3 separate regions of the Homo sapiens genome follow, and regions 1 and 3 are each linked to region 2. The links are chromatin loops, found by intact Hi-C in ENCODE. Cell type or tissue: PC-9. All regions are shown on one strand. Links, peaks and the distances in the headings refer to the core of each region. The heading gives the core; the rest is flanking DNA.

Region 1 (11,007 bases), core at 1,562-9,561, 460 kb before region 2:
AGGGCTACAGGGGATCCACTCAGAGTACTTGCTTGGGAGACACAGGGAAATAGGCTCTATGTCATGACAGAAATACAAAGACCCTGAGTGGCTGGGAGCAGCAATGCAGAGAAAGGGCAGAATTGGGAACAAGATGCTTCTCTGCCAAGATAGGTGAGCAGTCCTTTGAGCCAAAGGGCACCACAGGAGGAAACTGGCCTAGGCTCCCTTTAAAAGGGCTCTGCCCAGTAGTACTATCTGTGAGGAAAGATGTCAGTGAGCAAAATGACCCCCCAAAAAGGTGGACTTCCAAGGCCTGGGGGCCGAGGTGGCTGGCTGTATGAGGGAAGGTGACATTGGATATTTCCAGAAGTGGAACGTTCCTGGAAACCCACAAAAAATGTACCAAGAAGAAAAAGCCCTGGTGAGCCACCAGTACCAAATTTCAACAATACCTGCCAAAGTCTCTTTCACAAATCGCCTTTCCCCCAGCCAGGTGTGAAAGAATCAGAATCTTAGCCAGTAAATTGTGAAGTGCTGGCAAAGCAAGGAGAAAAAAAGACAATGGGCTTTCCAGACTTAAAGCCATTCAAAGCTAGGGCAGAGGGAAGTTCTAAATTACCAAAGAGTTTGCAGTTTTTATTGTTACTCTGGTCTGGACTGTCAAATACAAAACGTATCTGGACTTTGTAAGGAGAGACTTTCTTTCAAAGGATTATTGCAAGGTAAGGAAAGGGACTATTGCAATAGAGGCATGGGATGATTACAGTAGGGAGAACACTCTGACAGTAAGACATGAAAGCACCTCAAGGGTTAGGCAAAGAGTGTATCTGCTATCGGGAGGAGTGGACAGGGCTACAAAGAACTGGTGTTGACAAGTGGATGAAAGAATGGTATGATCAGAGATTGTTTTGCCTTGAAGCCAGCCTACTCTCAGGAGACCTTGTATGTAGCTCAGGCTGGGGAGAGGGGAGCTCAGGGCCCTGGAGGAAAGAGGGAAACTCAACAAAAGTTTGGTTAATAAGTATTTTGTTCTGATTGACCAGTAGGGACAAGTAGTTCAATGAATTATTTCTAAGTCAAAGAATGAGAATTTGCAGTCTGTGTCGTAGGTAAACAAAGAGTCATCGAGTCTTCTCTAAGTCACAGGGGGCAGGGTGGTAATGTCCAAAGAGCTACTTCAGAACACAAAACAGTGGGAGAATTTCTTAACCATCACTGTTTACCAATAGCACAAGACTCAGGTAAAATTCAACATTGTGAGGACTTTGCAGTTTCTGAAATAAGATTGTAGCTATGATTGAAAAGAATCAGAAAGTTTATTAAAATTGCGAAAATTATATCCAAGGGCAAGAAAAACTAGCCCACTGGACATGCTTGAAAGGATGGCAGCTGATTAAATCCCTTTGAGTCCAGCTCATCTGACAGCTACACATGTGAACACCCAGTTGCATGCAAAACTTCAGGGCTTTCTCAGGTCCCAGGCTAAATGAGAATCACTCAGCTAGGAGTTTTAGGGGATCCAGCAAGGGCAAACTGAAGCAGAAGAAGCACCATGCCTACTCAAGCAGCCTTGTTGGTTCTCTGAATCAGATAAATAAGATACGAAGTTTGCCTTTTAGGAGCTTTTACCCCAAGGAGAAATTTAAAAAAAGAAATATAAATAAGTTATTATAATATAATAGAAATGTACAAACACCACAAGAGATGAAGGGATTTAGAGGAAAAAGAAAATTCCCATAACCCAAGAGCTCTGAAAATTCTGAGGAAAGGAGCATGATTTTTTTTTCCCTGGGAGCATCAGGAGAGGTTTTATGAAAGGATAGCCCAAATCTGATGTTGGTCCAGTACAAGATTAGAGAAGACGAAGAAAGAAGATGCCCAGGCATTCCAGGTGAGGTTAACAATATGCACAGGTGGGAGGCAGGGCCTGAAAGGGCCTGTTTGTGGACTTGCAAGTAGTTATGGACACAGGAAAAGAAGATGGGGAGATGGCATTCCCAAGGAGGTGGTAATCCATGAATGCCACACACTAATGCAGTTTCATGCAACTTTCTTTCAGCATGAAAGAATATGCCCCAGAAAATATTTGACAGACAAATGGCATGATCAGATTTGTGCCTCAAGAAAAATAAGTGACATTAATATTTGAAAAGAATTGAAGAGAGAGGCCTGGAGTTAAGATGGGTTGGTGCTATATTTGACACATAAAGTGCATCACTTTTTAACACCTACCTCCTCTTTATAACAAACTTATTTTCAGTAATAAACATAAAATGAGATAAATAAGGACAATGGCTAGAAAAGAAATGGAACCATTAAGATTTTCTTTTCTAAAACTTTACAATGTAATTATACCACTAAAAAAATTAAAAACAAAATCAGTAAAAGAGAGCAATATATAGTATGTATTATGGTATACACTTGTAAATGTCTAAAATATTTTTGGAAAAAGAGAAAAATCTTATACATGCATGTTTATTTGACACAATAATGAATATTAACATTACAGTTTCTGTTAAAAGCCTTGATTTCTGCAACTTTATCAAAATCAATAGTTTTTCATATTCCTGTTCCATAGCAAATATAGCTATATTTATCAATCTCTCTTCATTCAAAGTTGACTAAAGAACATGTTTTGTTAATTTTAAGTTTCAAAATTTTATTTTATCTGAAGCAACCAATATACTACAGGTTGTTTCAAACAGTCTCAGACATAAGTTTGGCAGAGAGTCATAAAAATCCTATTTCACAATAATTTCAGAAAATTTAAATGCAAATAACTCTTAATGGTCATGAAATGGAATTAATTCAAATTCTGCTTTTTTATCTTCACAGACCTTGAGTTATAATTGTTCATTTCAGATCAACTGTTTAAATGCAGGAATAGGTAGTACTACAAGATCGGAATACTTGAATCACGCCTGGAACATGCTTGCATACTTCCAACCTGCTATGTATGTTCTCTGTGGGCAAAGACTGAATCTGTATGTCAGGGGTAAGCTGTATAACTGAAAGTTCTCTGGATTAATGCCTATGTACAATACAGTGTTTATTGAAAGTGTATTCATCAGTTTTCATGTTGCTAATAAAGACATACCTGAGACTGGGTAATTTATACAGGAAATAGTTTTAATGGACTCACAGTTCCACATGGCTGGGGAGGCCTCACGTTCATGGCAGAAGGTAAGGAGGAGCAAGTCATCTCTTACATGAATGGCATCAGGCAAAGTGAGAACTTGTGCAGGGAAACTCCCCATTATAAAGCCATCAGATCTCATGAGACTTATTCACCATCACGAGAACAGTATGAGAAGGACCCACCCCCATGATTCAATTACCTCTCACTAGGTACCTCCCTCAACACATGGGAATTGTGGGAGCTACAATTCAAGATGAGATTTGGGTGGGGACACAGCCAAACCTTATCAAAAGGTAGGTAACATAAATGTGCTGATTTTAAGCTACTATAAATTGATGTTACTGTTGAAACTCAACAACAATAGCAGCTATTCTTTAGAACATATACCAAAAAAGGATTTTTTAGAAGAGAAGCATTTTATCACTGACATTATTTAGGGTTATAAGTGCAGGATATAATAACAAACAAATGTTCTTTCAGTTATTTACACAGTTAACTTTAAATTCTCTGTAATTTAAAATGCACTATTTTATTACCTGTAACCAACGAGATGGTTTCTTCTAGCCTGCCCTTGAATCTTCCACAGAGAAGGGAAAGGAAAATGGTAACTGGCATTTTAAAGTATCAACACTGTGCCAAACAGGGTGTTAGATTCTTTGAAGAGATTATTATTTCTCCTTTTTAAGATGCATATTAAGATCAATTGCCAAAGATCACACAGCAAAGTAAGTGGTGAAACTGGAATTCAAACTGAGGTTTCTCTGACTCCAAAACATATAATATCTTCAATCTACCACATTGTTTCTTTACAGAGGATGGGAGGGAGATAAGTTTAAGGCTGTGGCAAAATTTGGATGAGATGTAATTGAGCTTGGGTTTTGGCAGTGTCAGGGGAATGCAGAGAAAAGCATGGTGGGAGGTCATATTGCAAGACCAGATGGACCAAATCTGGCAACATATTGGATGTGGGAACATGACAGATGATAAAATCCAAGTTTTGAAGCCTGGGGAAAGCACAGACAGGCAACTAAGACACTAACAACTAGCAGTTGCCAAAATCTGACTGAAATTACAGTGAGATATGGAAGTATCTACCGACCAGGACCCTTATTAGAGACCTATATGTGCAGAGTTAACACTTTGATAAGCTGCTTGGTATTGATAGGTAATGTTGTCTATAAACAGTAAATGATCACAAATTGCTTTCTAAGAATGGGGAATTGACTTACTCATAGAACTTTCACTTTGCTGAGTAGGAAATGCAAGTTTGGAGGCAGAGCTGAATTGCTCAGGAGGGCAGAGATGTGGCTAAGGTAGCTATGATCCTCAGTGCCATGCATCATGACTTGCCTTTGTAAGCTCAGTCTCTTTTCTAAATAAAGAATAAAAAATGTTTTTCAAATATAATGGCTTGAAGTGTCACCAAATTACTAGCTTTCAAAGTGCCCCTACATACTATAAGGGTAGTATTGCTTGAAAAATAATTTAGATGATAGATAGACAAACAGACAGTGAGAATAAAGTAGCAGGTTTTCAAGAGCCAATCTGCAGTAATTCATGTAGGCTCACAGCAATTTAGGGCCACTCTGTTCATGCCATTTGGATTAATGGCATTTTTCTCAGGCAACATTAATTCACAGGATACTTCTTTCTGATACTTACATTTCTTTTCTTATGTGGGTGGGATCTTGTTTCTTTTCTTCTTATCTATTATTGCCACTGGCCTTTACTGATAAGAATACAGTAGGTTGTATTTACCTTCCTAGCAATCTACTGGTTGAATTTCCATGGAGCCCCACTAACGACCTGCAGGGAGGAAACTGTACTGACAACAACTGCCACTATGGGGCAGCAGGGAGCTATATCCCTGCATATCTCAGAGTATCATTGATTTCACAGTCCTAGGAGGAAACACACATTCGATAACTAGTTATAGTTTTTTCCCCCCCAATACTTTTATATGGTCGATTCTTATATGATAGGTATGTTTGGCTGCCTCTAAGTCTTTATAAAAAAATATCTATTCCTACTCTACATAAAAAGAAACTTAAATACCTCGAATCTTGGTCTTTAATGACATTTACCAATGTGACTAGATGGTCTGTATCAATCATTCACAGGATCCTGAGAATCATTTAAATTTTGAAAAGTTTACTCTTTCCCACACCTGAAACATCACATTCTACTTTTGGTCAGTAATAGCTAACATTTCTGGAGCTCATATGTGCCACACACAGTTCTAGGCACTTTACATGCATTGGCTTATTTACTCTTCACAACTCTCTGAGGTAGCTTTGGTTTTGAACCTTTTTACATATGAAAAAACTAATTACAGAAGACAAAACAGTCCAAAAAGCATACTATAGCTAACAAGGAAAGCATGGATTTGAACCCAGGTAGTGTTGTTTGGCCCTAGATCCCATGCTCTGAACCAACATTCATTTCACTCATAAAATCTGAGGCAGACTTTCATAATAAAAATATGACTTAAAAATTAAAATGTAATGAACTTCATTGTACCATGAAAGCCTAGAGGGTGTGACAGGTCTACAAAAATCACAAATTCTGAGATGATTCAGCAAGACCCATCTCTAAAATATGGAGCGAACTAAGAAAGACAGGAAGGAAAAAAACTACTTTGAAAGGGTTAAGGATTCCAGAAGGCTGTAATAGCAGGTTTGCAATCAAGGGCCACCATAAAGAAACAGCAGGAGGCGGGGAGGTAATCTTGGTCATGCTGTGAGTGCACAAGTCTTTAGTTTAGAATTGTGTCAAACCACCCAGAAAGCTGTGTTTAAACTTTGTTCCATTTCAGAATGGACATGGTATTTTTTTCTGAAGCCAGAAACTGAAGATCAACTTAAAGCACTTGATTCAATAGAACCTCGCTGAAAAGTTGGAAAGGGTTTTTGCTAAGAGGTTTCAGTCAGGATAAGTCTATTTTTCATCATAAAATAAAATACAAATTATCCATACCATTTAGCAGCAAAAAGCTTTTGAACCCACCTCCCAAGTAAAACCACAACATTCTTCAATTCTGCTTTCTGGTAGGTCAATCAATGTGGCAAAAAAAAAAAAAAAAAAAAAGTACATGTTTAATACCTCAATGTGCCACTGCCTGAGTCCCTTTACCCATTTGGAAGAGAGATTCATTTCGGCTATCCATGCTCTTTTGTTCATGTCTGTGGGCATAACTGGATTTTTTTTCAGGTGCAGGAAAGTGTCTCTGGGGAGCATAGTTTGTGCAATTATGTGTTTCCAAGCAAGAAAGCCAAATTGAGGTTTGGAAGAGCTACACAAAAATGATGTTGGTAATAATTTCCATGGCAAGTTGATCCAATCTGAAAATGGGATTTTATTTTTGTGTATCCTATGTCTTTTAACCAACCTTTCTGAATCCTGATTGATTCATGCAAATCTATGAAAGATCAGGTTTTTTCAGGATGTAGAGTCAGAATAATACTCATTATTTAACCCGCTACAAAGAACACTAATATTTGGCAATTCTGCTCTTACGGAGTATCATTTCTGTTAAATAAGAAAAATCTGAGAAAGGGGAAAATGTAGAGGTTTCCCTATTTCTCCAGGAAATAGACTTCACCCTGAAAGCTGAAATCCTATGCTCATTGTTTTCTACTGAGGACTAGCTGAACAGCAATAGTAGACTTATCTCAGTCACGTGCTGCTATGAGAGTAGCAGCCAAACACCTCTCAGGGGAATCAATATATAAATTTTTGTTTTTAAAAAGTTTTTTTATGACAGCAGACAGCTGCCTTCTGTCTATTTAATAAAGTTGTTTCTATTTAAAGCAAAGATAGAAGTTAGGTAACTATTGAAGAAATTAACTTTCAAAGCACGTTTTCTAATTAACTTTTCTGCTAATGATGACCTGGAGCCTTTTTGTAGATTTGGTTTCATAAGCTTTACTTTATATCTGTCTACCTATGGAAGCATCAATTCTCTTACTCTCTCTGAATGCTAACTGGATCCAATAGTTCCCTAGCTTGTCTCAAACAAACCTGGTTCCCCACAATCCACAATGTCAAGACTGCTAGTTTCTCCCCAGTTTTTCCCCTTGAGCACATCTGACTGGTTTTACAAAGGGAATCACAACACGCTGTCCTTTCTGTCCCAGCTTGCCCAGAGCCCTAAATTTGGGTGAAAGACATTTATTTTACAACTGGAACTGTAAAGAATCCAAACCCTTATTCTTTCTGACTAAACATATTCTTCTCAGATGCATTAAATATTTTCAAATCTCAGTGTGATTATGTTAAAAGAAAAATCATGGAATTTCTCAAAATTGTAAATGTTATTAAGGTGAGATTCTCAGATATGCTCTCATCTGAGATGAAAACAAAACTGAAAGCCCAGGTCCCTTGAAAGAAAAGAATAGCTCCTTTGTATGTGTTCACTGTAAACACACAATAAAGTTCAAAAATGCATCCACAGTCAATGTTTCAACTACGGAGAAACAAAGACTGGAAAGAAAAAACAAGAATTTAATGATGCCTGTAAAAACATCCTATGTGAAAATAATGCCACCCACCATCACTTTTTTCTTTTTTTTTTCTTTTGCTAACTACAGCATAGTTTTTCAAAGAATCTTTGGCATCTCTAGATGATAAATTATGTGAATTATTGTTGGATCAAAATTCCTTTGAAATAACTGCAGGTGTTCAAGATCCTGTCAGAGCAAATGTATTTTAAGTACCCTGAGGACGCTGACATCCAGCCATTTCTCAGCCTTCTTTGAGGTAGAGCTCCTGTTGGGAGTGGCCTGGTTTAAATTGGAGACATATGGAGAGCTACTCAACGAAGACTGGGGAAGTCTATCCAATTGGCATGGAATTAGAATCTGACTCCTTCTGATTTAACTCCATATCTGTGGTTCTTTTTTCTGCTATGTATTCTCCCCTTTATTTCTTAATTCATAGTAAAATGCTTCAGAGATTATCTCATTGCTAGGTTGCGAACTACAGCTTCTTAGGAACATAATTTAGTGGACAGAATTATATTAATTATGATGTGATCTGCATTGGACAACTCATTTATATACATATTTTATTTTCTTTGGGGGTCTTTACAAAAAACAGGTTTAAAGATTTTGGTGTTTTAATTAGTATAAGCAGTAAAACCTAGCAGGTGCTTCTACTTATTAAGAGAATGAATGAATGAATGTTATCTTGTATTTTAAGAGAAAGGTAAGGGAATTAAATATATATAGCAAATTATGAGTCACATGAGCATATTACATGAAGAAATTATGTGTCTCATTAAATTCTTACATAATAATTAGAAGAAAAATATTATTGTTCACACATCGATTAAGAAAATTGAGGGTCAGGAAACAAATTGTACAATATCACACAAATAGTAAGTAACAAGAAAATATTTTTTCCAGCTTCACTTTACTCCGACCAACGACCATTCTCTTTTCATTTTATTTCAAATTTTCCTGCTGAGTAGCTGGGACTACAGATGCACACCACCACACCACTCTATTTTTTTTTTTTTTTTTTTTTGTAGTAGAGACAGGATCTCACTGTCAGGCCTCTGAGCCCAAGCTAAACCATCATATCCCCTGTGACCTGTACACATCCAGATGGCCGGTTCCTGCCTTAACTGATGACATTCCACCACAAAAGAAGCGAAAATGGCCAGTCCTTGCCTTAAGTGATGACATTACCTTGTGAAAGTCCTTTTCCTAGCTCATCCTGGCTCAAACACCTCCCCCACTGAGCACCTTGCGACCCCCACTCCTGCTCGCCAGAGAACAAACCCCCTTTGACTGTAATTTTCCTTTATCTACCCAAATCCTACAAAACGGCCCCAACCTTATCTCCCTTCGCTGACTCTCTTTTTGGACTCAGCCTGCCTGCACCAGGTGAAATAAACAGCCGTGTTGCTCACACAAAGCCTGTTTGGTGGTCTCTTCACAAGGACGCGAGTGAAATTTGGTGCTGTGACTCGGATTCGAACCAACAGGACTTAATTAACCTCACCTTCTAGGTGTACAATAATAGAGTAGAGGCAGCCAAGTAGCAACATATTTCTGAGTTGCAATTCCTTGCCTCCACTGTGAGAGAAACCCCAGCCACATCTCCAGCACACAAGAACTTCCAAACGCCCAAACTGCCGTGGCCAGGCATTCCTCCAGGCCCGCCTCCCCCAGGAGCCTGCCTCCCCCAGGAGCCTGCTACAAGGGCCAGAAATCTGGCCACCAGGCCAAGGAATGCCCACAGCCCGGGATTCCTCCTAAGCCATGTCCCATCTGTGCGGGACCCCACTGAAAATTGGACTGTTCAACTCACCTGGCTCATCTTGGCTCAAAAAGCTCCCCCACCAAGCACCTTGCAACCCCCACTCCTGCCCGCCAGAGAACAAATCCCCTTTGACTGTAATTTTCCTTTATCTACCCAAATCCAATAAAACGGCCCCACCTTTATCTCCCTTCACTGACTCTCTTTTCGGACTCAGCCCGCCTGCACCCAGGTGAAATAAACAGCCTTGTTGCTCACACAAAGCCTGTTTGGTGGTCTCTTCACAGGGACACAAGTGAAACTCACTATGTTGCCCAGGCTGGTCTCCAATTCCTGAGCTCAAGTGATCCTCCCAGCTTGGCCTCTCAAAGTGCTGGGATTACAGACATAAGCCATTGCACCAGGTCTTATTCTTCTTTACCATGTTTTTAATTTTGAATTATGTACTCACATTTGAATGTCTATGTTTTCCCTATGGAAATCCTATCAGTTCTGAGTTAAGGATTTTATTTGCTTCTTTCAAGTGCCTTTAGGCACCTGTATCTCATGTGAATGCTCACCAAAGAGTAACCACAGCAGAGGAAGACTTTACTAATCAAGTGGATAGGATGACTCATACTGTTGATTTAGAACTGGTGGTGGCTTTCCCCAGCCAATCCTGCCATTGCCCAATAAGCTCATGAACAATGTGGCCATGGTGGCAGGAATGGAGTGGATGCACGAGCTGAGCAACATAAACTTTCACTCAGCAAGGTCAACCTGGTTATGCCATCGATGATTTTCCAAACTGCCAGCATCAGAGACCAACATGGAGCCCCCAAGATGGCACCAGTCCCCAGGCTAATCAGCCAGATACCTGACAGGCTGGTTTTATTCAACCTCTTCCATCATAAAAGGGGCAGTATTTTTGTTCTTACTGGAATAGACATTACTCTGGATATAGATCTGCCTTCCCTTTGCATTTCCTGCATACAATACTTCTGCCAAAACTACCATCCATGGACTTACAGAATGCCTCACCTACCATCATAAGCAAATAAGGTATCACTTGAAAATGATACCTTACCACTCTGGCATCATTGAATAAGTATCTTGGTTTAGGATTTCCTTGACTATAAATAAAGAGAAATTATTTCAAACCCAATAACTACACGAGGGCATGCCTTTCCTTTTTAAAAAAAATTCAGGGAAATTTCATTGTTTCCCACACAGAACCCAGGCTGAGATAGAAGATTTTGCTTACTATTGTTCTTTGCTACCATATATTTTCTTCATAGTCCTCCATTTCACAGAGAATGTGGATTTCTAATGATGTTGATATACACGAGACTATCAATTCAAACTCTTTACTTTTCGTGGACTCAAGGCCATATCTCCTGTCTTCCGTGTGACTAATAGGATCTAAGACTGTCAGAAGAATCAGCTACATAATTTGTGGGGCTTGCTTGGGCCTGATCATGTATATGTCACTTCCGTTTGATGATGAAATGCTTTTGTGCACACCCAGCTTTATGAAGTGTTTGGTCAGGTAGCACCCAGTTCATGACCACATGGTCATCTCAGGTCACGTAGTAACTTAGTGGCCCATGGTCAAATGTTCAGTTTCTACTAAAGCCCAGTAA
Region 2 (11,007 bases), core at 1,922-9,921:
CACCAACCAAATTCAGGAATACAGGAGAAGGACCAGATTTGGGTGGGAGAAAGAAAATAAGCACGCGTTGTATTTGGGGTACCTTTGGATAAAAAATGTTATGAGTTTTGAGTTTTATTTATAATTGGGTAGGGTGTTTTACTTTCTATTTGTTTCTTTTCTTTATATGTGTGTGGGATATGCATATTTGTGCACGTGTGTTTGCTGAAGGGTTGATTTATGTTGGATTATTTCTTCGAATACAAATTAATGTTTGACTCAGACTAGTAGTATAGAAGTTTGTGTGGTGCAGTAGGAAGGCAAAGACTTGAGACACATACAAGCTTGGAGTGTGAATCCTTCTACGTCTGCTACCCACTAGCTGTGTAGGCTTGGGCAAGATACCTTACTTCTCTAAACCTCCGTTCCTTCATTGGTAAAATGGTTATAATAATAACGACTGGAAACAAGATATTAAGTGAGGCTTTTCCTTTCTTGAGATTTCAATCAAGGACAAAGAATGACAAGTACTTACACATTCTACTAAGAGGGACAAGATAGATTAGATTATTGATTTATGTATGCCATGTGAGTTAGTAGGTCTGAGACTATAATGATACTCAAGTATAATTTTCTAAGACTTATAAAACAATGTTATGAAATGAGCATATGTCAAAGGTCTTTTTCAAGTCTAATTAATGAGGAAATCAGTAAGATGTTATGAACGGTTCAAAGAACACATGAGAAGATAGACATTTATAGGTAATTTAGTAAGGGAACATTAGGAACAAATTGTTCATTCAATACAAGACGAGTTATGGGCCTACAGGTCCACACACTGAGACCTTTGGCATTACCTTTTCCATTGGACACACTTTTTGTGTCTCTCCCAGACAAAAATCTACAAGTTAACCAGTTAATGGAAAGTCAAAGTTGCAAACTCAGTACTACACTGAAAGAGAACATCCTGTAATGTCTTCTATTTCAAAGTTTCAGATAATTTTTCTGATGAGGAGGAGAAAAACCAGTTTGAAAGAAGCCAATGGTGCTTTCTATGGTTAAAATTTCTGTTAAAAGTGCACTCAGGTATGCAAAAAAAATTGTTTTCTGTAACTCAGTTTTTATCTTGAAGCACCATTCTGTGAGATGTAAAGAATTTCACCGTGTCACTTCCAGATACAGTCAGCCACTTTTATGACTTTTGTTAAGTTTTAGGTTTAAATTTGGTCAAATACAAGATTGTGCACATATAGACACAAGATCACCCCCGCAAACTCAGCACCAACACCCTAGCATGGAGATGGAGGAGAGCTGGAGCATACACCCCAGGCTGTGGCATGCTAGAGGAGAGTGGTCCACTTCTTACCTCCAGCTGTCTTGGCTGATTCCCGGCAACAGCTACAACCCTCCTACCATTACCCTTGGCTGCCACCATCCAGTTAATACTTCACATGGCCTTACATGTCCTGGGACTCTGGCCTCCAGTTACCAGGTCCATGCAGGTTATTCTGGGTCCTTCCTCCCTGCCAGCCATGGCCACAGGAGTTGCAGGCTCCTTCTGCTACCTTCTACACCTTAATCAAAGGGCTACCAAAAATTGCAGGTGTTTTCTCATGGCACTTTGGTAGTTGGGGCTGAGCCTCCTGGAGTCCCTTGAACTTCCCTTTGCCTATTTGCCTCATGAAGTACGCACTGGATAGAATGTCCTCTCAAGGCTGCACTCTGGAAATCAGTCACAAGGTCACTTTGCTCTGGGACCACCAAACCCATTGGAGATATTATTATTCCTTCCCAATCTCTAGCCCAGGAGATGTAAGGATAGGCTTGCAGTTCAGAGTACCCCTCCCTTTCAGTCACTACTGTATGCACACTCAACTCTAACTCTCTCACTTTCTTTCTCTCCTTAACAACTTATCCTCCCTAAATCCCCAGCCTGAGAGAATCTTTACCTAATGAGGGTGGTGGATAGGTTGGGTCCTAGTTGGGGCTGGTTGCCTCAATCTCCTAAAATACCTCGACCCAAGGCTTTGAGATTAAAAGTCAGACTTTGCTGTCCTTGTTTCCCAAATCCCTCTTGACACCCCTCCCTATCCTAAGGGACAGTGCCAGGCTGTGGCCTCAGCCCAACTGGCAAGGATACAGCAGTGGAGGGAGCGGGGGAACCCCAGTGAATAGTTTGCATGTCTTCCTGCTGCATTAGTTTTATATGACACACACTCTAGGTGTGACCTGCAATATTCCAGTTTCCAGGAAGATCTGACTGGCCCACAGTCTAATTGCATCTGGCCCTGAATCATCTTCCAGCCACGGGTTTGTGGGCACGAGCTCATCTGAGCGCATTAAAGCTGGCTCAGGAGGCAACGGGCCCAGGCCACAAACCCTTGGCCTGAGTCAAGCTGCTTGGCTCCTACTGGGAGTCTCGGAAACCCAGGCCTTCCTACCCAGCAGGGGAGTGGGAATGGGGAGTGAGAGTGAGGGGAGGTTGATCTCCCATGCGCTGTCCACATCAGGGCAGAAACCCTGCCAGGATCAACAGCGTGGCTCCTGGCAGAGCCCCTGCCCGGTTCCCTCAACACTGTGGACACCAAGGGCCTGTGTTCTCTCCGAGCCGTGGGGTTTGAAAACGACCTCCTGAGGTCTGGCACACAACTGAGTTCTTAGAGGAAAGAGGACAGGGAGGTGACGCCTCACTCCAAGGGGTTATGAAAATGGAGCCGGCTGTTACTCCGTGGGAATGGTGCTACAAAAACATCAGCACACACTCAGTGTTCACTCGGTAAGAGGACTCTACAGCGTGTGACATGACATCTAATCATGGACATGTATTCTCTGAAAAGACCTGTAGACCATCGAATGCAAACCTTTCATTTCACAGAGCAGGAAACTGAAGCAGAGCCCTGTCGAGAGCCCGGCCACAGTGACGCTCCCCTGCTGCTCTGTCCCTTTCTTTGCGTGTGTTTGCCTTCTGCTGAGTTTTAAAAGGCATGTGGGTGAGGTTTGTCTTATTTAGAAAATCAGTCAACCACTGACCTTCAGGACTTACTAGTCTGAAGTCTGGACCAGCCCGGATTGCTGTGTGTGGCCAAACTCAGACAAGGAGCTGGGCCTAGGAATTGGGTCAGGCACGTGTCGGGGCGGGGGGGCTGGTTGCCCTGGTCAAAGTAAATTTGAATTGCTCAGTACCACAACTGAGAGCCTTCCTCTGGACCAGGGTGCTAGGCGGAGCCTGACAAAACTGTGTGTCCCAATAGTGGGTTTCATGGTTTCAATCCAACCAGTCTCCTTGGAAAGGTTTGCACCTGAGCCAAACTTAGAAGTCGAGGGGGAACATGGCGGAGCAAAGACGCTGAGACCTAAGAGTGAAGGGGCAATGGACTCCTGATTATGAGTGGAAACAAGACCAGAGGTGTCTTGGGTCCAGCCAAGTGGTTGAGACACAGAGCCTCACTCTGTGGTTCCCAGGCAGCTCCTGACTTTCTTTCCTCTATACGTAACTGAGGGAACCTCCCTGTAACCCCCTCCACAGAATGCCTCTGTCCCTCACCACAATCATAGCAGCATGATTTTCATGCTTCCAATAACCAAAATGTTAACTCTTGTGACTCTGGGGTTTTGTTTTATTTTAATAACAATCTTTCTAAAAAATACACATACCTTTCCAACTTCTAAAATGCTGAGCCCACAGTTCAGGGGTGATGCTCTCCAGGCCACTTGGTTCATCCCTGGTCTCCTTGGTCTGAGCCATGCCCTACCATTACCTTCTCCCACCCCTCCGCCTCTGCTGAGAGATGTTCTCTTAACTCCTCTCCTTGCCTGCCTTCCTTGTTTTTCCATCTACCACCTCTTGTGACCTCCTTTTCTATAGAGAAAGCTGAACTTCTATACTTCTGATCAAGAGAAAGAAAGTCTCTCAAGAAAACAAGGAGATCCCCAGCCAGGCCCTGTGTGTTGTATACTTTGCCCTGGCCGTCCCCTGCTGTCTCCTTTTCCATAGAGTGGAAAGTCTGCAGGCTCAAGGGAACATAACCACCTGGAGCCCTCACCCCACTCCCCATCTCAAACATGATCCCCACAGTTTCTCACTCCAGTGACCCCACAGCCAGCTTCCTCCCTAGGCCCTTCCTCCAGCAGGCAAATCACAGTGTTAGTATGTACATCCCAAGGGCCAAGGGGTAGGAGGCAGGGGGCACTCATTTGTGAGGGGCATGGACAGAGCCTGGACATATGGCCTGGGTGTCTGCACACATGCATGTAAGACCTCTTGGGCAGCTGGGAGGCAGTTCTTCCTGCGTGTTCATGCTGTGGGGTAGAACCTTGAGGGTTCTGGGGACCCACATTCTTCCCAGGCCATCAGGAAGGCATATTTTTCAACTTAGGAGGATAGAACATATTTCATTCAACAGTTTTTAGCTTGACTTCTTACTTTAAAATGATAAATTATTATACAGGGCCTCCATTTATAACTCTTGTTCCAGACCTTGAAAAGCTGAGGGATAGGCCTGGGCTCATGTGTCAGATTTGGGATTTTATTCACCTAAGTTTGTCCTGTGTTTTCTCGTAAAGACTCACAATCCTGAAATGAATTAAAGGAGATGTGGAGCAGTTTGGTTGGCCTGGACTTAAGATTAAAAGGCACATGCAAACTTTACCTGGGAAAAATTTGCAGCCTCTCCAGTTTATATCTAAGTTCTCAAAGAAAAGATGTTTGTAGACTTTTTCTGTGTCTCCAATTCATCAAACCTAAGTTGTCAAAGTCAAGATATTTCAAAAACAACTTTTAAAGGACTTTTTTATCCTTTGATTGTTGAGCTTATCTGAAGTATAACTTCACAAGTATATACTCAGGGAATTATTTCTGTCCTATTGATAATTTAGAAGGATTTGATTGGCTCTACTGAGTAGTCCTTGATAGGGCACATACATTCTGTACTGCAGAGACTGGGTAAGTTTCCTTGTACTGGTTCTGGATATGAGTTTATCCACCGTCACCCATGACCTCCCAGTGGAAGGGAATCCTGATAGTTTCTAATGCCATACGTTGTTATGGACATAAAATAAATAACAATTTGCCAATAAAAAAAATTATTGCCTAGTGTCACTATGGGAAAACTATTTCTGTGACATTAACTTAAGGGTAGAATAGCTAAGAAAAACTTTTATTGATTTATGAGATGAAAGTTTATGAAAACTAGTTTTTATGCCTGAAAGCTCTTTTGAATTTGCAATAATGTTACTAACAGGTAAGCAGACCTTTGGAATCCATATGCCATATTTTAAAATCACACACATGCACACACTTGATCTGATTATTTGGGGTAAGATAAAGGAAGCTCTAAAAAGAAAAAGGTATTTCCTCTGACCCTAGAAGGCTTCCTTCTTCCCCATTTCTTAAATTTATATATCTCGTGTAGATTTTGAAGGTTCATTCTGAAAACTAAACTTGTCTTTATCTTGACTGGCTTTAGAAAAGCGAAAAATTTTATATTTCGAGGAGCCAAGCAGGCTCGAAATTGATTTCTGGCCAACCCACTGACTAACTGGAACCTCAGGAAAAGAATTTAAACTTCCTGAAAGTCAGTGACGTCATCTGTAAAATGGGGGTATTGATACCTGTCTCACAGGTTTCTCTAAGAATTAAGTAGTAGCAGCCATACAAAGTACTTGGCACAGTGCCTGGCTCACAGTGACACTTGATCATGTATCTATAATATTATTGCCATTGCTTTTTCATGATTAGTTCCTGAGACTTGCTGTTGTTAAAGTGTATTAACTTTGCAATTTCTCTACCATTTCTTTCAAACAAATACTTGGATAAAAACTGATAATTTTTCAAACATATCTTTGAAATCTTTCAAACAAATACTTGGATAAAAACTGCAATTTGTCTACCATTTCTTTCAAACAAATACTTGGATAAAAACTGATAATTTGATAGATTCTTGTCAGTGCCTGCCTGCCTCCTCAGATGAGTATATTGGTGGGCCAGAGCAAATGGCCTTGGATTAGCATCCGCTCCTTCCCCACACCTACTCAGGCCAAACAGCCTCAACACTACATTGCTAACACAACAGAATCAACATTTCAGCCCCGAATTTTCAATGTTTGCCACAGTTCACCCGCTTCCAACAGCAGTTTCCTCAAAAACAAGGGCAACATCGCCATCTACTGTTGCCACACAATCACTGAAGAGAAAATTGCTTGCTCTTAACAAAGTAAAGAAACTGGGAACATTTTTGTTTGATACCTTATAAAATCATTCCATTTCTACTTCAGCTACCAGAAGAAGCCCTATTTTTACAGAGGTTCACTGTTTGAACACCTCTTGGTGGGACCTGAAAGTGGCTTGAGAGTGAGCATGGGCCCTGGCTGCATTTAGTCAAATTTCTTCTCCCAAATTTTGTATCATGTGTATCTTCGAACTTTCACCCTCAACTTATTTATACTTAAAAATGACTGATGGGTGGCAATTTGTGTGTGGTTTGGCATCTCCACTGTGCAAATTGGATGGGCAGTGGGTTCAGAGAAGTGGGGGAATAGTGAGAAATAGTGAGGCCAATCTTTCCGGTTACTGCTCTAAGGGGTTATCCTGGCTTATCACATTCACATAAGAGCCTGTGAGAGTGAAGTCCACTCCCTAGATCAGTGCCCTTGTGCCTCACCACCAAGTCTTAAACCTGTCCCCACCCCACAGACAGCTGACAGCAGTGTCATCTAAATGTAATTTTTGCCCTCTGCCTCAACTGTGATTTATTACTGCGTGCTAACAAATGGCCATCCAAAGCTTTTAACTGTAAAGTGGTTTTGGAAGCAGTTTGTATGAAGGAAACTTTGCAAAAGCAAGCCCTAAGTACTGAACCATGTTGGAGAAGAGGTGCCCTTTTGTACATCACTTTTGTGCACATTCTTGTCTGGCTTTTTATTTTTCCATCACCTCACTCGGCACAGGAAAGCATCTTTCATCTTGGTGTGGCTGTCTTCCACACTGCAGTATTAGTTCAGTCTCTGGTGGACTATTCTGGCCTCTGGGTGTGTGCCTCAGATGCTAAGCAAAACTGTAAGACTGCTGTGTAATAAGTTGGGAGGTGACAGTTCATTTTGCACAGACAATAATATAAAGTGCCTTTACGTCATACCAGAATTAGCTGCACACTCCCTCACAAAGAACAAGGCCCCCTTTTCATGTCCCAGGCAGGAAGCAAAGTGACTTAGAACAAGTGGGATTTTTTTACATCTTTGAAAGTGTTTGTCTCCACCACAGGACCGGATGCCAGACCTTAGATTCCAGCTCCTTTCGGGGTCATTTCCCTCTTGGAATCAGGATCAAGGTGGGCAGAGCCTACGGTCAGGCCACAGTACACTCTTGGGAGAGGCAGCTTGGATTACTTTAGCACAAGGGACTTTCCAAAACCAAAGTTATTAGGAAAAGCAGAATGGAGAATATTTGGAAAAAATGCTGTTAACACCTGATCCACACGTTCTTTCCTTCCCCTGTGCTGCTCATAATCACTTACAGACGCTGAGGTGTGTAGGAACGGACAGGCAACCTCAGCCTGCAGAGACCCCAAGACATGACAACATGGAAGCCTCACCTCGGATACCGTTTCTGGTTTGATTCTAATTATACATTTAAATTTCAGGGGAAACTTTAACAAGAAAAAACATAACCCCACTAGTGTTTTCTTTTTTGCATGCTTCGTTGTAGTATTTTGCTCTTTCTTTCAATTACACAGACCTGTTAAAATTTGTTACTATGATTTTAGACTTGTCTGTTTCTCCTGGTAGGTCTGTCAACTTTCCTTTATATATTGTGAGACTGTATAATAAATGCATGTAAATTTTTTATCTATTTTCTTTTTTATGGGAGGTTTTTTTATTTTCCAGCTTTATTTAGGTGTAACTGACAAAATTGTATTACTGTTAGGTGTACAGTGTGATGATTTAATATGTGTATATATTGCAAGATAATTATTGCAATCAAGTTAGCTAGCTATCTCTTCACCTAGTTATTTTTTTTGTATAACATTTAAGAGCTACTCTTTTAGCAAAATTCAAGTGTACAACACAGTATTGTTATAGTCACTATGCTGTACATTAGATCCCCAGAACTTAAAACTGAAAGTTTGTACCCTTTAACCATTATTTCCCCATCTCCCCCACCCCCCAGCCCCTGGCAACCACTATTCTATGATCCATTTCTATGAGTTTAGCTTTTTTTAGATTCTGCATATAAGTGAAATCATACAGTATTTGCCTTTCTTTGTCTTACTTAATTCACTTAGCCTAACACCCTCAGGTTCATCCATGTTGTCGCAAATGGCAGGATTTGCTTCCTTTTTAAGGTGAAATAATATTTCATTGTATATACATATACAACACAATTTCTTTATCCATTCATTGTCAATGGACACTTAGGTCTTTTTCATATCTTGGCTATTAGCTGCAATGAACATGAGAGTGCAGATATCTCTTGGAAATACTGATTTCATTTCCTCTATCATACATGCTATTAAATGCATGCAAATCTTAAGTTATTTTATCTCTCCCTTAAACCTTTTATCATTCAAGAGCAACTTTATTTTTAAGTAATGCTTTATGCCTGAAAGTTTCTTTTGTCTGATATTAATATAGACCACACCAGTCTTCTTTTCTTTATACTTTTATCAGGTATACTCTTTCATCATTTTAATCTCAACTATTTATCATTAATATTATTTAGATGTATCTAAATATAATCATTTTATGTATTTTTATTATATATATAATTATATATATTTATATATAATTATATATTTTATATATTAAAATATATATAATTTTATAAATATATAAATTTATATAAATAAATCTATATAATAAAATAATATAAATATTATTTAGATGTATCTAAATTATGTTATTTAGATGTATAATATATAGATTTAATATATAAATAATATAAATATATTTATATTATTTAGATGTATCTAAATATTTATATTTAGATGTATTCATATTCATATTATCTAGATTTATCTCTTGTTAAACAACATATGGTTGGGTTTTTTTTTGTTTTTCTAAACAAGCATTCTTTTTTCTTTTAACTGGAGGATATGACCCATATGGCTTTAGTGTAATTACAATTTTGTATTTTGTTTGTTCCTTCCATATTTCCTTTTTGGAGATTGCTTGAGAATTTTTTACCTTTTTCCTTCTCTTAATTTGGAAGATATCCTTTTTTTCCTCCCCCTAGAGACAGGTTTCACTCTGTTGCCCAAGATGGAGTACAGTGGCTCAATCATAGCTCACTACAGCCTTGATCTCCTAGGCTCAAGAAATCCCCCTGCCTTAGCCTCCTCAGTAGCTAGAACTATAGGCACAAGCCACCATGCCTGGCTCAATTTTTTTTCTTTCTTTCCTTTTTTTTTTTTTAACTTTCTCGTAGAGATAGGGTCTTGTTATATTGCCCAGGCTGGCCTTGAATTCCTGGCCTCAAGTGATCCTCCCACCTCAGCCTCCTAAGTAGCTGGGATTACAGGCATGAGCCATCATGCCCAGTCAAATTTATATTTTAGTCATTGATTTAATTCTTACTTTCTAAAAAATCCACATAAGAAATTATTGCTAGTTAGGGTCAATACTTAGTAAGTTTTACCCATATATTAGCCATTTTCTTTTTTCTTTATTTATTGTTATATCTAAGCCATTCTTTCTGAATTTAATGTATTTCTATTCTCAAGAACAACCTTTAGGATTTTCTTTTTTGAGGATTGCTGGTGAAGAACTCAATTGTTTTTGAGCATGCCATGAACTTTAATCTCCTGTTCTATGTGCCCTTTGAGGTTCAGAAAAAATTCCAGGAGCAAAGATTATTGGATAAAAACACTTTTGTTTACAGGGCCACCATTTACATTGCGGAGTTGCGCTCCCTGAAATACTGTCAGTAGACATTCATTAGTATTGTCATATCACTTCCTAAGCTGTTGTAGAAATAAGTCAGATTCACTACAAACACATTAGTATATATTATCATGTTATGATGTTTCTTTAGTTGTAAGTGGCACCTCAAATTTGCTTTAATTTGTATGTTTTTGAATTTGTGTTTGTGAACATTTTTTTCCTGGATGCTTTCATTTGCTTTCTTGTATAAATACATTTGTAATTTTTTGAGGGATTTTATTGACTCAGCCTTTGGTAATCTCTCAAGAAACTGGCCACTATTACCTGGGATAGACATTTCCCAAAGGCCAAATAAACTTTTATAGAAACCGGGTCTCCCTATATTGCCCGGGCTGGTTTTGAACTCCTGGGCTCAAGCAATCCTCCCACCCTGGCCTCCCAAAATGCTGGGATTACAGGTGTAAGCCACTGCACCTGGTCCCAAATAAACTCTTAATCAGTACTCAGGGCTTCAGCTAGAAGAGGCAAGAAATAATTTTTTCCTCATCTTTAAAGCAAAACCAGGTAGACACATAAATGGAAAAGCAACCACAAAACTACCCTTCGTTGTCAGTATCGTTGTGGTAAACAGACCCATGAGCATAGCAAAGTTGATTACAGATTCATTTTAACACAATTCATTAAGAATCAGTGATGTGTAAGGAACTGTTCCAAGGCAATAGGGAGGAAAGGAGCTTATTCTCTTGGGTATGTGGCAGGAGGAAGGGGAAAAATTACCTGAAATAAGAACAGAGCTGTTTTCTAGCTCTTCATTCAGCTCCATGGGATACAAGAAAGGGAAAGGGGAAGAATAGAGCATAAGACCAACTCTTTGCTCTAACCAAGCTGGCTGCCTCTCCTGGCTGGAGAAGGAGAGAATTCCCTACTGGTGGCAGGTGGGGTCTAAGTTGTTCTGAGCCTTTGTTCTGGTCAAGTTGTACTGGAGAGCAGTAGGGCTGTCCTCCACAGAACTCTTGATGGGAGCAGACTAGGAAAGCACTTCAGCTTGGTGGGCCTTGCTGGAAGCTTTTTACCCACTCAGTTGGGTGTCACTGTGACATTGGACAGTGATAGTATGGAGTGTGTACTATATTTGTCAGCTTTTGGACTGAG
Region 3 (11,007 bases), core at 1,533-9,532, 690 kb before region 2:
GTGGCAATTCCTCAAAAATTTAAAACCAGAAATACCATTTGACCCAGCAATCCCATTACTGGGTATATACTCAAAGGAATAAAATTATTGTATTATAAAGATACATGCATGCATATGTTCATTGTAGCACTATTCACAATAGCAAATACATGGAATTGACCCAAATGCCCATCAATGATAGACTGGCTAAAGAAAATGTGGTACGTATACACCATGGAATACTATGCAGCCATAAAAAGGAATGAGATCATGTCCTTTGCAGGGACATGGATGAAGCTGGAAGCCATTATCCTCAGTAAAGTAATGCAGGAACAGAAAATCAAATACCGCATGTTCTCATGTAAGTGGGAGCTGAACAATGAGAACACGTGGACACAGGAAGGGGAACAACACTCACTGGGGCCTGCTGGGGGAGGGCAGGGGGAGAGAACATTAGGGAAAAGAGCTAATGCATGATGGGCTTAATACCTAGGAGATGAGTTGTTAGGTGCAGGAACCCACCATGGCACCCATTTAACTATGTAACAAACCTGCATATCCTGCACATGTATCCTGGAACTTTAAAAAAAAAAGACTACCTCAAAAGTTTATAATTTCTTCACTTCCACTACCTATTATTAAAATAAGTTGACAATTAATGAACAAAATGAAAATCTCTGCACTCTTTAATATGCATATCTTAGGTTACTACTAACTCTAAAGATTTCAGTGTTTTTACCGAATGTATGTATTTTCAAATGGATTACTCTTTGCTCATTTTCTGTTGACTTTTAATCATTCCTTATATATGAAGGACATTAATACATTCACCATTGTATGTGTTTAAAATATGTTTTCATTATATGAAGTTTGATTTTGTTTGCGATATTTTTGATGAACACATTTTTATTTGATTAAAGCATATATAAAAATTTAGTATATGTGCCTTCTTCATTACATATTACAAAATACATTTTGTGAAGTTAAAAAAAGAACATCTCCTTAAATGTATAAGTCCTGGTATGTTTGTTAATATCATTGTTACATTCTACCATGTACACTGTGAATATATGTGTTTTTATATGTTTCCTTTTAGTTAAACATTTACTAAATATCACCCTGAGGGACAATGATGGGGATATAAATAGAAATGAAATAAAATAAGACACCTCACATAGCTCACATCAAGTCAGGAAGAGATATAAGCATATGATTGCTTATAATAAAACATCATGAGTGCTATTGTACATGGGGAGTTCTAATGTTTGGTTTGTGATTATCTTTAGCAGATGAGGGAAGTAGAGGAGTGTCAACCTTTTTCACTATCAGAAGTGCTCTATTAAGAGAGCAAAAGCATCCCCCTAATAATTTTTAATATCTCTAGAAGTTAATAGAAAAGCAAAATTCATTGAAGTGGTTTAAGTAGAGAAGTAAAATGATTACATTAATTTACTCTAGAAGATATGTGGAGAATTAATTCCAAATTTAGAGACTAGAAGAAAAGATGTAGGTTAGGAGGCTGGTGCAATAATTCAGACAATGTTATTTGGCCCTTTTGCACTTATTTATAGCATATTCTTTGTATTTTACCATGCTGCATATTTTTCATGCTACAATTTAATTTGTTAAAGCCACTTAAAATATTTTTTGCAAGTATATATATGTATGTATCTATGTACATATAAATATACATATATGCATATAAGCATTAATATTAAGCACCAACACACAATATATAATATATTTAAATATCTTTACTCCTAGTGATATTCTTTTTATTCTAATTATTAAAGACTTAAAATATATTACCTGCAAAAAAGCCAATCCCTGTGTAGCCTCACTGAAATGATATAATGATGAATGAATATGATATATAAGTAATTTTTATTCCTCTCAATAAAATTTCCATGATTTCTTTTAAAAATGCAAAAGTAACAATTTGCTTTTATGGAGCTTATGGTCTAGTAGAGGAAAGAAAACAATAAGCAAAATTAATAAGCAAAGAGGTACCATGTTAGATAGTGATAAGATAATTTATAGAAAAATGAACCAGGGAATGGGGATAGTCATGTTGGAGATTACTAACATTTTAAATAGGGTGGCCAGAGAAAGCCTTTGTGAAAAGCTAAAAATTGAGCATAAGCTTAAAAAATGTGAGAGTCTAGACAAAGCAGTTATCTAGAGAAAGAGTATTCCAGGCAGGTGCAATGACCCTGATGGAGAGGCCTTACTGATATGTTTAAGGAACAACCAGAAGCTCAATACATGAAAGAGAAGAGGAACTAGTGTTTGAGAGAAAAGGGGGGAAAGTGTTCAGGTTGCAGGGAGGCAGTGTTGGGGGTGGCAAATAGAAGGGAGAGAGGATTAATATAAAATGAGACCAATGAACTAAGGAGCATATGCCTATGTTGTAGGGCATTGAGGTCATTTTTGGGGCTTCTACCTTATTTTGAGTGAGAGGGAAAGCCACTGGTGTTTAAGAGCAGAAGAATGATACAATCATACTTGAGTTTTAATGAGGTCACCCAGGATGTTGTATTGAACAGACTAATGGGACAAGGGCAAAATTGGGACACCAGTTAGGAAGCTATTGCACTAATACACTCAAGGAGTGAGCGTATCTTGGACCCAGCTGACAGTAGTGAAGATGGAGAAAAGCAGTAGGAGTTTGGATGTTTTAAGACAATGGAACTGACAGTGTATGCTGATAAATTAGAAGTTCAGGCAAGGCATGGTGGCTCACACCTGTAATCCCAACACTTTGGGAGGCCAAAGTGAGTGGATCTCTTGAGTCTAGGAATTGGAGACTAGCCTGGGCAACATGGCAAAAAATACTAAAAATACAAAAATTTGCTGGATGTGGTGGTGTGTGCCTGTAGTCCCAGCAACCTGGGAGGCTGAGGTAGGAGGAATGCTTGAGCCCAGGGAGGTTGAGTTTGCAGCAAGCTGTGATCACACCCTTGTACTCCAGCCTTGGTGACAGAGTGAGACCTTGTCTTTAAAGAAAAAAAAAGAAAGAAAGAAAAGAAGACAGAGAACTTAAGATGTTAGAGAAAGAAGCAGCCATAGGCAACCCCAAGTCTTTGACCTGAATCATCAGAAAGACAGAATTTCCAGGAGTTCAGTTTTAGCAATGTTAAATTTGAGAAGCCTATGAGACCTTCAAATAGCAATATTGAGGGGGCATTGAGGTCTAGAGTGGAGGGAGAAAGTCTTGACTGGAGATATGAATTTGGAAATCATCACATGGTTTAAAGCCATTAGACTAATTAGATAACCAAGGGAGGGAATATAACTGGAAAGAAAGTCCAATGACTAAGCCCTGTGGTTCTCCAATATTGAACAGTCAGAGAAAAGAAGAGTAACCAGCAAAGGAGGTCTATCTACAGGGAACCAGAAAGAATGGCCAGGACTGTGAGAATGAATTGGGAGTCACTAATACATATATTATGGGTGAAGACCACAAGATTATCCTGGGTTTGGGGTGGGGAGGGTGTATGGAACAAAAGAAGTGGGTTAAGACTGGAAGCTAGAACCCTGGGAGACACCAACTTTTAAGAGAAACAAGTGCAAAAAGAGAAGCAAGCAAAAGAATGGGAGAAAATGTGCTCAGAGAGGCCTATTGACAGCTAGGACAAAGACATGTCATAGACCCAAGCAGAGATCTGCAAGGTAAAATTAAAATTCAATTTCATTTGCAACAAAAGGTCAAGTAAGATGAGGACTGAGAACAGTTCCTCAGATTTGGCAGTTGTGATATTGCTGGTGAGATTTTACAAAGGAATTATGGAAAATTAGGGATGAAGAAAGGGAGACAATGAAGGTAGTAGGTATAGACTATTCTTCTGAATAAATTCATGATGAGAAGGGGAAATAGTTTGGAGGCATCTGAGTAATGTGGAGATTGCTTTGGATAGGAGGCATCTAGAGCATGTTATTAAGAATAAAGAAGCAGATATAGAATGACAAAAGAAGAGAGAGAATGCTGGAGATCGATCTAGTATATGAGCATATTTTCTTACACAGATATATACACATTTTGCCTAAGAATAAATCGATTTAATTTCCACGTTAGAAAATTGAGACTATGATAAATGAGTTGTCCAAGATGACATGGATATTAATATATTTAACCTCTGAATCACTTTGATCTAGTTGATTCTAAGTCAGTCAAGACATTTAATAGCAAAAAGATGATCTGTGAGTGCTTTCAAGTGCAAAAAAGCTAGAATGAGACAAAAGGGTGATATAATTAAATGTGACATATTCTATTTGAGATTTGGCTGGCAGAATTTCCACTCCAAATCAAAAGGTAGCTTGTAAGGCATGATGCACTTCACTTTCCTCTACCTTTGGACAATTCTCCCTCTTCTGTTTCAGGTCAGAATTATTTTGTCTAGTCTATGAACAGAAATATAAACCTGTTTTTTCTAATCATGTCATATCTCCACTATTTTTTTATTTAATAGACAATGATCTTCCTTGATCTTAAAAGCTGAAAAAAGTGGCATGATTTTCTCCTACTGTAAACTATTCCTCAAGCAGATGACACTCTTTCTTTGAGCTGCCAAGTTTGAGATCAGTAAGCAGTTATATCATAAGGTAGGAGACAGTATATGCATTAATTTCTTAAAATATTTTCCCACTTCATTTATGTAAGTTCTTCACCAGGAGAAATGTCAGTCACGAGTTTGTGCCTGTGAAATTTTTTTGTGTTGTACATTTGCTCTGTATTTGCCAGTATGTCTAATAAAAACCAATAAGATTCAAGGAGATAACTTACAGAACCTCAAGCAAGAATTATGATATTTGATTGAGAGAGAAAAGAGAGGCCTTGTGTACCTTGGGAAGTTTTCTTTATTAGAGGTTAGGAATGTTTGGAAAATCATGGCCGCTATTGAAGGGAAAGAACTAGCTTCATTCTCTGTGATCTCAAATCATTAAAAATTAAAGAAATAATTTTATTATTCATATTTGCTTAATTTACATAACCAGAGCTTCACATCTATGTCAGGATATGAGTAAAAGTGATATTATTATCCATATTGACTAAATAGAACCCAAATACCACGAAGTTTGAATGGCAGCATGAGGGTCCTTAGTAGTCGCGTAGAACAGGAATGAGAACTTCTACCTCTCCATCCTTAGGTTAGAGCTCTTTTATTTATGACACTTGTTCTGTTTAAATACACCTACCATCTTGCTACAATTATTTCAATTGTTCCAACCTTTATGGCAATACATACTTTCAACACATGTTTAGTGAATACCCACCAAGTGCAGGCACTATTCTGGAAGTTGGGGATACAACCATGAACAAGCCTGACAAAATCCTTTCTCTTGCAAAGCTTACATATTACTAGGGGAGAACAATAAACAAATAAATAAGTAAAGGTATGGTAGATTGGTTGACAATAATAAATTAGAATCAGGGAGGGAGAGGAATACTAGAGGTACAAATGGTGTTATGATGTCTTTTTTTTTTTTTTTACAGGGCAATCATGGAGGTCTTCATAGAAATGAATTGAGCAGATACCTATGAAACTTGAAAAAGCAATGTGAAATCTAGGGGAAGAACTTTATAGAGGGAACAGCAATTTGAGATTATTTCTCTTGTGAGTCTAAATCGAAAGAGAGGTCAAATAACATTTGTGAGGAAGGATATATCCTCTCATGGGCCTAAAAGTAAATAGGTTTTTTCCCCCCCCGACCAGGTAGCTTAATTTGTAAAAGAACAAATTTTGATCTGATATTATAGAGGGAAAAATACGTGTTGCTCTTGAACTTAAGAAGATGAACAACAACAAAATAAGCAATAATAATAAGCAACAACAAAAAAGCAATAATATAAACTACTTATATTCTAGAAGGTAGAAGGCTACCCTTTAAATCATCCAAAACCCAGAGACATTAAAACTATACACAAATGATTACTGTAAATAGGCACCCTTGCATGTGCTGCCATCTTGTGGTACAGGAGAAAAGTGTTATTATTTGACTGTATTAATGACTACTACCCACGTTCTTAGTTGACCACATCTGTGTCCTGGGAGAGAAAAGTATGCTTTATAACTGATCTTTAAGATTAAATACCTTTGAATTAAATTAACATTGTATAAAGCAACTTAAAAGTGTAAATTATGAAAATAAAGACTTTATCAGCTTGACTGTTTAAAAATTACTTCACAATACATAAATTTTTTTCACAATGCACAATACATAATTTTAAGCTTAATCTCAATATCGTGTAATACCCAACTCAACCTCTTTCTCTACTTAGGCAGATCTTGTCTTTCATTCTTGTTTAATTGCTTTCTATATGTTATACAAGATACACAATGATAGTTTTCACTCTTCCCCAGTCCACTTTTGTACTATTTAGCCCTACATGACTTGAATGGACTGGTTGCCTGGGTAATTATGAGCAGTGTACTTGGAAGAATAGGATTCCTGAGGGGAAGCTTCCCAAGAAAGCGAATTAATCTATCTTGGAAAGTAACTCCCTTGTCTCCTGGAGTGTTAAAGAACATCTCCTATGGTATGTCATTATGACACATTTGTCTTAAGAGAAAAAATGTTTGAGAGATTGCTTTATGGTAACACCTAGTCACAGATTTAACCTTTGCCTCCATCTGAAAGAAAAGTTGGCCAGCAAACCAAAAGTCTGGGAGAAGCCATCAAGAGGTCAAAATTGTGCAAGACTCCTTGTTTACTTGAACCATCTTACAGAGTCATTCCTTCAGATTCACATAATTTTCCCTTAGTTCAACATACAAAGCAAGACATTTAAGTTAAGTCTACTCATCTATATAGCGCTCTGTGTTCCTGCTCACACCTGACCCCAGATCCACCACTTTAAAATATTGTGTGTGTCACTGGGGCCTGTCGGGCAGTGGGGGGCTAGGGGAGGGATAGCATTAGGAGAAATACCTAATGTAGATGATGGGTTGATGGGCGCAGCAGACCACCATGGCACATGTATACCTATGTAACAAACCTGCACATTCTGCACATGTATCCCAGAACTTAAAGTATAACAAAAAAAATTTAAAAAAAAATATATGTGTGTATGTGGTGATGAGGTCTCTCTATGTTGTCCAGGAGATGAGGTCTCTCTGTGTTGACCAGGCTGGTCTTGAACTTCTGGCCTCAAGTGATCCTCCCACCTTGGTCTCCCAAAGTGCTGGGATTACAGGCATAAGCTACCACACACGGCCTCATCATTTTTATTTTGCAATGGATTGCTACATGGTGCATCTTACAGACCAATCTTATGTCATCTACTAGACAGTATTTTTATATTGTCAAAAGGTATTACATTTACGTTTGGTTCTATAATGGTAACTACCCGTTGTTTAACCTTGGTTTCAATTTAAACAGATTTCAGTGTTTATGGCAGAGATGGCCAGCGGGCCTCCTATATCTACTCTTCACTCCTTGTCTGTTAGAAGTAACAGAAATCCCAACATTCACTTGCACACTCAGTGCCCAGAATGAAGAGTGCATTTCCCAGCCTTCTAGACATGGCTATATGACTAAGTTCTAGCCCATGAAAAGGAAGCATAAGTGTTGAGTGATTCCTTCTGGGGGCCTTTATTAAAAGACAGCTTGCACCCTATATGTTTCTTTTTTAAAATATTCGATCTCAAAAAGTAGCATATGAATGGGAGGACTCTATTAGGTAGGAAATAAATCTTACAAAATTTTGAGGATGCAATACATCTAAGTTAAGATTTTAGAAGCCTAATAGATGGGGCACGTCAAGACATTCCCTCCAAAATAAAAAACAAATTCCTTCTTTTTGAAGCCTGGTCCCCTGATGGACTATTCAGCTCCAACCTCCCCGCTGGATCGACTGTGATCTCTGTTGCAAACACCTCTCAGTTCTGCTTCCCTGTCTACCCAATCCTGCTTCCCCAACTCTGTATAGGTGAAAGGAGAGGAGCAGCAGCCCCACCTACCTCCAGTTAAACTCCTTCACACATACTTCTACTTCTGCATTGTTTTTCTTGCAACTCAATCGAAGACACCTCTCAGTGTCTGGCCATCTCCACTCAGATCTACTTGATGTACAAGTTCTTTTGAACCCCACATGGCCTAATGTTAAGCGTGTTTGATGTTGAACTCTAACCCTCCCCTATTTATTTCAGTGTAGTTACATACAGTTATATACACTACACATATGATCCTATACATGCATATGTAGATTTTCAAAAGACTAGAAAACAGAAAAAATATATACAGAATTATCTCTAGATGGTGAATTACTTTTATCATTTTTTACCCATCTTTTTTCTAAAAATAAAATTGATTGTTTTTATAACAATGAAGATAATTTTAAAATAAAACAAAAAACTACACATCTAAATAATAATTACAACAATAACTACCAACCAGGAATACCAAATATGCAAAATAAGTTAGATGAATTTGTAATACCAACTCCATTTTTGGTTACTGATAAGCCCATAATTTATCCCATGTCTATCTCTTTCCTCATGCCAAGCAGAGTAGTGGGAACAATTTTGCGGCACTAGCTAGAAATATTTCAACCCTCAGAAAGAAAGAGAAAGAAAAAAATGGGCTATTTTTGCAATCTCTGTCAAGTGATATTTCTGCTGTAATCTGCTTTGAGTCAAGTAAAAGATAAATACACTGAAAATGTGAAGTGAGAACCACATTGTAACACCTTCACTTAGTATTCTTCCAAGTTAATCGGCATAGATGACCCTTGACAATTTTTTTAGGAGGGGCCTAAGATGGTTTTATTATTATTGGAAACTCTAGAATGAATTGCCGGGTTACCTTTTGCCATTTGAGATTCTGGCTTTCAACCTTAACTTTCCTGAGATAGAATCCATTTAGTAGTGTCTCTCTTCTTTTACCTTCTGGTCCTATTCTACACTGTTTTCCAATTTTTGATGCATTTCTTGGAGGGACAAAAATCTCATAATTCCTTAAAGATTTAAAGCTAATGCTTTTTTAGAGATTTCTTTCTGTAGGGCTACTATCTAGCTGCATAGAGTCAGACCAGTTCTTTCTTAGAGCAGATAACGTTGGCTTTTTCCATTTTTTCTTTTTGAGGCCGGCCTTTTTTTTTTTTTGCATATAGGGATAATCATAAGCCAAAGTCACAATGAGAACACCTACAATGTTCTGTGTGTGTATGTGCATTTGCATGCTTGTGTGTGTGTGCCTGACTTGTGTGAGAAGTCTCTATAGGATTTCATGTGTCTGGCAGACAAGTGGCTTTATCTCTTAACACAATACATTTGTTCTTTCAGCTCTGTAAGTCCAACTTTATTAATGCCACATTTTACAAATTATATCTTTATCCCTCTAAAGTTATAGAAGACTTTAATTTTAAGAATAAATAGAAGGTTCTTAAATAAAAACATTAACTAGTCCTAAAATTATGTGGTCGATTATTAAATAATATTACCACAGCTGAATGCTTTGGAAGATTAACAATGAAGGATATAAAATGTCATATGGCCGTGATATTTATGTATTCATCTTAAGTTGTTTTAATTTTCAGTGTTCCTACGATCATAAGCATGCCTGCACATACTCTTGAATGAGGACTGGATGGTAACCATCCCTGTGAATACCATTCCTTTGTTTTTGTGCTTGTTTGAGCATGATTATCTTCTCACTAAATTCTTGGCTCTGGAGCTAGGAGCTTTGGTTCATATTTTTACTCTATAGCAATTAGTACAGTGCCAGTGTTTTGCACATAGATGATGCTAATCACTATTTGTAGCTATATTAATAGCTAACAGCTATTGATTAATAGGTAAAATATTTATATTGCGATGAAACTCACCATTTATAATTAGTGTTGCCATCTTTGAGTAAGGATAAACAATTGATACTATTTGGTTTAACAGTAAGTGAACGGCTGTGCACCCATATTCTGATGTTAACCTGAGCCTCTTGTGACAATATGTGGTTTTTTAAAAGATGGCTGCAAATTCTTTGACACTTCTCCCATTGAAGCTGAGCACAATGTCCCTTCCCCTTGAATCTGGGCCAGTCTTTGACTGCTGTGATCAAGGAATATTACAGACGCGACACTGAGCTAGTTCTAGGTCTAGCCTAAAAAGGATTGACACATTTCACTTTAGTCTCTGGGAGCCCTGGGCCAGGGCAGTAAGAAATCTGACTAACCTGAGGAAGAGAATGTGTGGAGAAGCCCAGAGGCTACGTTGGAGGGGGAGGAAGAAAGGTAGCCCCAGGAAACAGGAATAAGAGTGAATCCATGTGGACCCTCCAAACCAGAGTGGCTGCCAACTGAATACTACCACGTGACCACAGTGGATGCCACATGCAGTGGAAAAACCTCTCAGCTGAGCACTGCCTGAATTCCCAACGCACAAAACCATGAGATATAATGAGTGAGTTGTTGTAAACCACTACTTTTTGGTATAGTTTCATACCTAGCAATCAATAACCAGAACACTCTACATCTCGGTTTGCCCAGAACTGTACCAGTTTCTGCCAGTTACCTAAGACACCCTGTCATGATTTACATTTGTTCCAGATTCTTCATTTTTTACAAAATATTATTAAATACTTGTGTTAAAATAAGCTAAGGTGGGTTTGGTAGTTTCTGTTAGTCTTATTTAGAAAAGTGTGAGAATTATGGGGAATGAATACTTTCAACCTGAAACCTAATTTAAATTTAAAGACAGGTAACATAACCCCTTCTCTTTCCCTGGCACCCTCAGCCATATAAAATCTAACATTTCCCTTTCCAGGTCGGCATGCAGGGTGTTATGTTTCTGGTACATAAGTGGTGAGAGGAAGCCATCTCCTCTTGGTCTGGGTGGTGGTGGAGGGCGGAGCATTATACACTGTCTTGGTCCTATGTTGGTTTATAAAATACACAAATCTGCCAATCACCAGTCCCACATAAAACTATGCTCATAATAGATGGTGGTGAGGGGCATCTGGGGTAAAACACAGGAATGTATAGGTTAAGTATATGACAAATGTGTAGGAAATAGAACCAGAGCTGTTGTTTTA

Evidence for each region. Hi-C counts contacts between places; a loop is a spot of excess contacts. Peaks named below come from ENCODE experiments on the same cell type or tissue, not always from the same donor. Only the 100,000 strongest peaks of a DNase experiment are listed, where the experiment ranks them.
Region 1: it touches region 2 in a loop (10-fold over the local background); 37 of 110 quality-filtered maps call a loop at or near these places.
Region 3: a loop joins it to region 2, with 8 times the contacts of the local background. A loop is called at or near these places in 5 of 110 quality-filtered maps.

Annotation. Positions count from the first base shown.
Region 1 is chr5:128,668,999-128,680,005 of GRCh38, reverse strand. The region is part of intron 2 of LOC105379168 (a long non-coding RNA gene); the gene reads right to left. Among named protein-coding and RNA genes, the nearest start is that of FBN2, 140 kb to the right of the region's middle. RefSeq lists an enhancer at 8,541-9,065. In PC-9, for the core only: CTCF peaks have their summits at 4,640 and 4,913; no DNase peak of the experiment used is centred there.
Region 2 is chr5:128,208,585-128,219,591 of GRCh38, reverse strand. No RefSeq gene overlaps it. Among named protein-coding and RNA genes, the nearest start is that of SLC12A2, 130 kb to the right of the region's middle. In PC-9, for the core only: CTCF peaks have their summits at 5,938 and 6,143 (motif pointing left); a DNase peak (open chromatin) is centred at 6,101.
Region 3 is chr5:128,900,648-128,911,654 of GRCh38, reverse strand. The region is part of intron 6 of LOC105379168 (a long non-coding RNA gene); the gene reads right to left. Among named protein-coding and RNA genes, the nearest start is that of SLC27A6, 59 kb to the left of the region's middle. In PC-9, for the core only: CTCF peaks have their summits at 5,728 and 5,927 (motif pointing left); a DNase peak (open chromatin) is centred at 5,944.